Regions from separate parts of the Homo sapiens genome. Here region 1 is linked to region 2. A link is a contact called in ENCODE Hi-C or POLR2A ChIA-PET data. All regions are on one chromosome and are shown on one strand. Each heading gives the region's core, a stretch centred on a gene start or an enhancer-like site at or near the end of the contact. The rest is flanking DNA. Distances are from core to core; before and after follow the strand shown. Region 1 has its middle 680 kb from the start of MIR924. Region 2 holds the start of INO80C (INO80 complex subunit C).

Region 1 (3,236 bases), core at 176-2,675, 3.4 Mb after region 2:
CCTTGGTAGTTCAAAGGAATCAAATTTGTGAAAAACTCTTGTTACCTTTCCTGAAGGTTAAGATGTGAGATAATGGCAAAGATAAAATTTTAAATGCCTTCCCTACAAGAACAATAAGAGAAGAATAAACCGAGCTACTTGAAAATTTTTTTATTAGTGCATAGGGCTGGTCTGGATAGTCACCTCTGTGCCCCCATCTCTTTTCACCCATCTCTTTCTAAAAAGGTAAGGTCAGGTTTATCTGGAACTTGTCTTCTCCTTCAGACTCCATCCACAATACCACCTGGAAGAGAGCCCTGTAGAAAGCATTTATGGAAATATAGAAAATAGAGTTCAGCCCTTTCCTGGTCTGTGAAATCAAGAGACACTCAAGAGGAATTGAGATTACTGAGTTTCTGCTAATTGCTAAGGATCCTCAGGGTCAACAACCTGTCACCTTTCAATGCACAACTAACCTCCAATAAGGGTAGTGTTGAATAAATTAGTTAGGACATATGCCCAGGAGGGGAATAAGAACAGCAGAGTATCCTGTCCAGGAAGGAAGCATTTTTACCATGTTCAGCATAACCTTATAAGCGTGGTGGGAAAAGCCTTTGTTATTTGAGCCCATAAAAGTCTGTGGCCTCCTCTCTGGAAACATTACTTCCTCTACCTCTCAAATGCCAGTTTTAAAATTTTATTCCTTTGCCTACCGTGTTTCTGAAATGAACCCCCACCCCCCACCCCCAATGTTGTTGACTTTACTTCTACTTATTATTCTTTACTGACCAGGTGCCAACTCTTCTGAGAAGCCTCTGTGAACTGCTTCTCAACAGGATTAGCCACTTTATTTTTCTCACCTCCTCCCTTAATGGCATTTCCATTATTGCTGGCATTTTGCTGTAATTTAATTATTATTGTCTAGGTCTTTTGCCTCCTCTCTTCAGCATCTGCCTCTCAACATCAAACTAAGAGTTTCTTGAGGCTAAGTCTCCAATCTTTCATCTTCCCATCCTGGAAAATCTGAGCTACTGGTGTGCAGTAAAGCCAAATGTGTGCAAACAGAAGTGATGAAATTCAGAATTATTTGAATGATTTTCTTAAATCAGCAAAGAGAACAAACTTTTGCAGATGCCCTGTGTGATAAGAAGCACACTCATTCAACAAGTTTAGAACATCCATTTAATCCTGCTCTTTTCTTGCTAATATTCAAATTTCTTTAGTTGACTTGTATTTCAGGACCTTGTTGAAAAAATAACAATATTCTAGATTCTAGAGTCTAGAAAAGTAGGATCAACCTTTGACATATATCAGAATTGAGGGACTAAGTGGCTAAGTTGGCTGGACTTCCTGGGTCAACAGGGACTTCCCCAGGGGGACTTTCCCCTAAGCCAAAATGAGTCATAGCTGCAAGGTACGGGATTGAAACTTCACCCAATCAACAGGGACTTTCCCCTAAGCCAAAATGAGTCATAGCTGCAAGCGAAGGGATTAAAACTTCAACCAATGAAAGGGGACTTTCCCCTAAACCAAAATGAGTCATAGCTGCAAGCTAAGGGATTGAAATTTCAAGCAATCAAAGGGGACTTTCTTCTAAGCCAAAATGAGTCACAGCTGCAAACTAAGGCATTGAAACTTCAACCAATCATATAGGGAGTTTAAGCTCTAGCTGCAGCCTGATGTTTTTAACCAAGCAGGCCCACCAACCCACAAGCGGATAGAAAATAAGCTAATCCTACAGGACAGGAAAAGGAAAAGGGGAGGAGTCATAAGGGGACATAAGCCTAAGACACCCAAGCCAGAAACGGCAGCCATTCCGGATCCCCATGGAAGCTTTACTTTCTCTTTTGCTTTACTTTCGCTTTTGCTTTACTTCCGCTTTTGCTTTACTTTCGCTTTTGCTTTACTTTCACTTTCGCTTTAATAAATCTTGCCGCAGCACACTCTTTGGGTCTGCGCGTTTCTCTAATCGAGCTATAACATTAGCCGCTGTGGTCCAGGGCTTCATTCCTTGAAGCCCGTGAGACCATGAATCCTTCAATTGAGAAAAACCTTCAATAGGAAGACTTCTCATCTCAGAATCTTCTAGGGGAGATTGTTAAAGCTCAAGTTGTTGGGCCCAACCCTAGAGATTCTGATTCAGTAGTTTGGGGTTAGGGTCTGAGAATTTCAGGTGATGTATTCAGGTGACGCAACTGACAGTGATGCTGCCTGTCCTGGGACTGTGCGCTGAAAGCCACTGCTCTACAGTGCAATTAGCTGCAGTTTAGAGTTAGAGAAGGACATTCGAACTGTGCTTCATTTCTAGGCAGAGGCTGGAGATTTTCCTTCACAGCTCACGCTTTGGCTTGGCAATAATCTCAATCATTGTGTCATTTTGCTAGGACTCAGCAGGGGTGAGGGAGGCAAACTGCTAATATAGTGGAAAAGGGTCTGCATTTTGTTAACCTTGTGTAAGTGAAGTTCACAAAAGATTTGTCTTCTTAGGCATTCTTTTCTTGGACTTCTTCAATCAACCCCAATGCACGTGATTATAACAGAAAGGCTCCTGGTGGATCCTTTTGTAACATGTAACATCATTCTTTTAAAGCAAATAAGGGGCCATTAGACAGAGATAGTTTGTACCAGAAGCTCTTAGTTAAGCAAACTGAAACTTAACTTGGAGTCATTTCCTGTAATTGACTTACAGAAATAAAACAAAAGAACTTCAAAACAAAACAAAAGAGCTTCCACCAATAACAAACATTCAAACAGCCAATTGGTTATAAAATTAGGAGCTTTTGATCAGACCAGACCAGACCCAAATAAGACAAATGCCTAGCTACAGCCAGCCAGGAATTACTTTACTTCTGCGTTCAGCCTGTGAAAACTTGCTGGAACAAAGCTCTCTGAACCTTTTGCAATTTTGAGTGTTGCCTGATTCATGAATTGTTTGTTTCTTTGTTTTGAGACAGAGTTTCGCTCTTGTTGCCCTGACTGGAGCGCAATGGCGTGCTCTCAGCTCACTGCAACTTACGCCTCCCAGGTTCAAGCGATTCTCCTGCCTCAGCCTCATGAGTAGCTGGGATTACAGGCATGCACCACCACGCTTGGCTAATATTGTATTTTTAGTAGAGATAGGGTTTCTCCATGTTGGTGAGACTGGTTTCAAACTCCTGACCTCAGGTGATCCACCCGCTTTGGCCTCCCAAAGTGCTGGAATTACAGGTGTGAACCACCACACCTGGCGAATTGTTCTTTTTTAACATAAACTCTGC
Region 2 (3,231 bases), core at 76-2,575:
TGTAACCTTGAAATCTTGGGCTTAAGTGATGCTCTTGTAGTTGGGACTAAAGGCGTGCACCATCACGCCCAGCTATTTGTAAATTTGGATGGGGGTTGGGGAGCAGGTCTCGAACTCCTGTCCTCAAGCAATCCTCTCACCTTGGCCTCTCAAAGTGCTGGGATACAGGCGTGAGACAGGATTCTTGAAGATCTGTGGTTCAGCCAGTATTCTTGAAAATTTGTGCATTGTACTCTGTGTAAATCTTACTATAGCAAAGTATTTAATATTAAAAGGTTAAAATAAAAAGCACTACCAATCACCTACAGAAGAAGGAACAAGATTTCTAGAACAGCCACTGACTGACTGGGTGAACGGTGGTGTCACACCATATGCTGAGGAGCACAAAGTAACACACTCTATCTCTGCTTTTTTGCTTTGAATAAAATGCAGGAGCCAGAGAAAACACTAATCAAGCCACTCCCTGCTGAAAATTCATTGCTGGAATTACGGAACCTAGATTGTTCAGAGGCCCTGACGTCTGAGCCAGGCGCTGAGCTCAGTGCCTTTACACTCATTACTTCATAACCTTAACAAGCCCATGAGTTAAGACCAAACCTGCCTTTGGATTGGGAAACCCAGGGTCAAAAAAGCACTTTTCTCAGGATGAGAGAAAGCATACTTATCAATACATCTTGTATTCATCCATGCAGGACATTACAGCGCTATGCGCCTCAAAGACACTGGGTAGATGTCTGCAGAATGGACGAGGGGAAGACACGCAAATTTCTGAATGACTGACACTCATTAGTCCTGAACCTCATGCTAAAGGCGACCTCGAGGGGAAGAGGCAGTCCTTCTATTAATACTAAGTCAGTAATAACCTCCCTACTTCTTCTTCTCTCCTTACAACACAAGGCGTTGTAAGCCCATGTGTCCAAACGAAGGGAAAGAGTAGTCATTCACTCCGCGGGGCAGCGTCTTTCAACCCCAACGGAGACCGCACGCGCAGCGCCCCACATTACGCACGCGCCCTGGCTCGGCTCCGCCCCGCCAAGTCCCGTTTCGCGACGCGCACGCGCAGCCTGGGAGCGCGACTGCGTACCTGCGCAAAGCTGGAAGCGGACGCTTTTTTCTTCTTACTGGCGCCATAGCCCCCGCCGCTGCTGCCATTGTGGGAAGGGCTGGCCGGCCTCTTCTTGCTGTTCCGGACTATTCCGGGAGTGGAAGTGGTGGCCACAATTGGAATTTGCGCCGCCATCGCACTCCGAGTCTTCCCCTGGTCCCCCCACCTTTTTCCCAGCGCGGGCCTTGGAACTTCCTTTCCGCTGTTACTTCCGTCTTGATGCTTGAAAACCCGGCCTGGACTCCAAGCTGTAGCTGGCTTCTCTCGGTGCAATCTAAAAGGCGGAGCTCGGAGTAGCCTGTGCCGTCGGGACGGGAAGATGTCAGCGGGCGTTGTCCTGCCACTCGGGCGCTCTGGGCGTGGGCCTTGGGTGGGGCACGTGCCTGGAAATCCCCATTGATAGAGGAATAGAAAATCTCCCAATCTTTTTAAGTAACTACGTTTTAAAAAATTAATGAGCGTGTTGTCTTTTCTCATATAGAAGAGTGATTACTTTTGATGTCTGTAAGCCTAAAGCTGGGGTCGTTCTCAGTAGACCGCCAAGCTACTGGCTTCTCCCTCTATCCCTCCCTGCCTTCCCACGCGGAAAAGGTTTGTATATAAATAGCGCCCAAATGGACATGAAGGGTAGAGTGGTTCTTAATCTCTCCCTTTTTTTTTTTCTTTTATTTGAGACGGAGTTTCGCTCTTGTTGTCCAGGCTGGAGTGCAATGGCGCGATCTCGGCTCACTGCAAACTCCGCCTCCCGGGTTCAAGCGATTCTCCTGCCTCAGCCTCCCGAGTAGCTGGGATCACAGGCATGTGCCACCATGCCCGGCTAATTTTGTATTTTTAGTAGAGACGGGGTTTCTCCATGTTGGTCAGGCTGGTCTCGAGCTCCCGACCTCAGGTGATCTGCCCGCCTCGGCCTCCCTAAGTGCTGGGATTACAGGCGTAAGCCACCACGCCCGGCCGGTTCTTAATCTCTTAGGATTCACAGACTCTTGAGCATGGAATCTGTGCTTCCTATCCCTGCCGCACACCCCCACCTCCCCACCACCCCATTAAATGTATACAGACACAGACAAAATTTTACAGATTTCAGGGAGGTCACAGATCTACTAAAACCTATTTAGGAACCTGAGTCCCCCTACCCGCCTTGTTCTTTGCCTCATTCTACCCTATATTTTTACAGAACCTTTGCGACATCATATAACTAAATGATTTATAATCGGATGGTTAATGTCTTTTTTGGCTCCTGCTAGAATGTAATCTGTATGAGGGAAGGGTCAGTTATGTCTTGTTAACTTATCAGTCCCCCCAATCACAGTACCTTGCAAGTCATTGGTGCATTATAAGTATTTTTAATGATGTATTTAACGAATGAACTAACTCCCTGCAGTGATTGGTGGAAGCTACTATGTTTGAATACAGGAAGTTGATGTATATGAGTCTTGATATTTGAAATAAACAGGCTGCACAATGACTTAGAGGTGAGAGAGAAGGAGCAGTTAGGGAAACTTGCAATATTGTTACTGACATATTTTTTCCTTTAGAGAAAGGAATAAGCCTACCAGTGTTGAAATGTTCTTTCCCACACCCCATCTCCATCCCTATCCTCATCTAAAGCTAGTCTTTTCCTCATTCCTTAACTCAAGGACTCACCTCCAACAAGCCAGTCACCTAAGCAAACTCTACTGTCCCCACCTCCTCCCATTCCTCACCTCCTCAGCTCGCTTCTCTCCTTCACGGCTCCTGCCCTGGTGAATCTGTATCCCATGTCTACATCTCAGCAACAGCCTCCAGATGGACGTTTCGGCCGCCATCTTTCCCTTATCCATTCCTGACCCCAGACCATCCTTCACACTGGCTGCCAGAATGGGATTTCTAAATTACAAATATAATCATACCACTTACTTTCTTACATTCTTCAGGGCCCTTTTGCCTTCAGGGTAAAATTTTTTTTTTACCTTCAGGGTAAGAACGTTTTGGCTTGTCATACAAGGTCCTTAATGACTGGGCTCTGGGCCGGGCGCGGTGGCTCACACCTGTAATCCCAACACTTTGAGAGGCTGAGGCGGGCAGATCACAAGGTCAGGAGATAAAGGCCATCCTGTCCAACACGGTGAAACCTCGTCTCTACTAAA

The links. A loop is a pair of places that touch in the nucleus more often than their neighbours do. ChIA-PET counts read pairs that join two places held with the same protein, here RNA polymerase II (POLR2A). Pooled maps may share reads with other maps.
Region 1: a map of CD4-positive, alpha-beta memory T cell shows a loop between it and region 2 (29-fold over the local background). The contact joins the enhancer-like site here to the promoter of INO80C in region 2. A Hi-C loop is called at or near these places in 2 of 168 maps with a recorded cell type or tissue (CD4-positive, alpha-beta memory T cell and naive thymus-derived CD4-positive, alpha-beta T cell) and 6 of 50 pooled maps. POLR2A ChIA-PET finds 5 or more read pairs at or near these places in 1 of 52 experiments (CD4-positive, alpha-beta T cell).

Annotation. Positions count from the first base shown.
Region 1 is chr18:38,939,571-38,942,806 of GRCh38, forward strand. No RefSeq gene overlaps it. Among named protein-coding and RNA genes, the nearest start is that of MIR924, 680 kb to the right of the region's middle. RefSeq lists enhancers at 819-2,018, 1,269-1,678, 1,729-1,918. Within about 2 kb of position 1,426, at least 8 of the 41 ENCODE cell types and tissues checked have a DNase peak (open chromatin) inside an H3K27ac peak, as active enhancers do; they include CD4-positive, alpha-beta T cell, where a contact is called at or near this core.
Region 2 is chr18:35,496,635-35,499,865 of GRCh38, forward strand. INO80C (INO80 complex subunit C) reads right to left here and starts at 1,326. Exons shown (of 5, transcript NM_194281.4): 1 at 1,085-1,326. The coding sequence starts at 1,240. RefSeq lists enhancers at 344-493, 764-883, 1,234-1,503.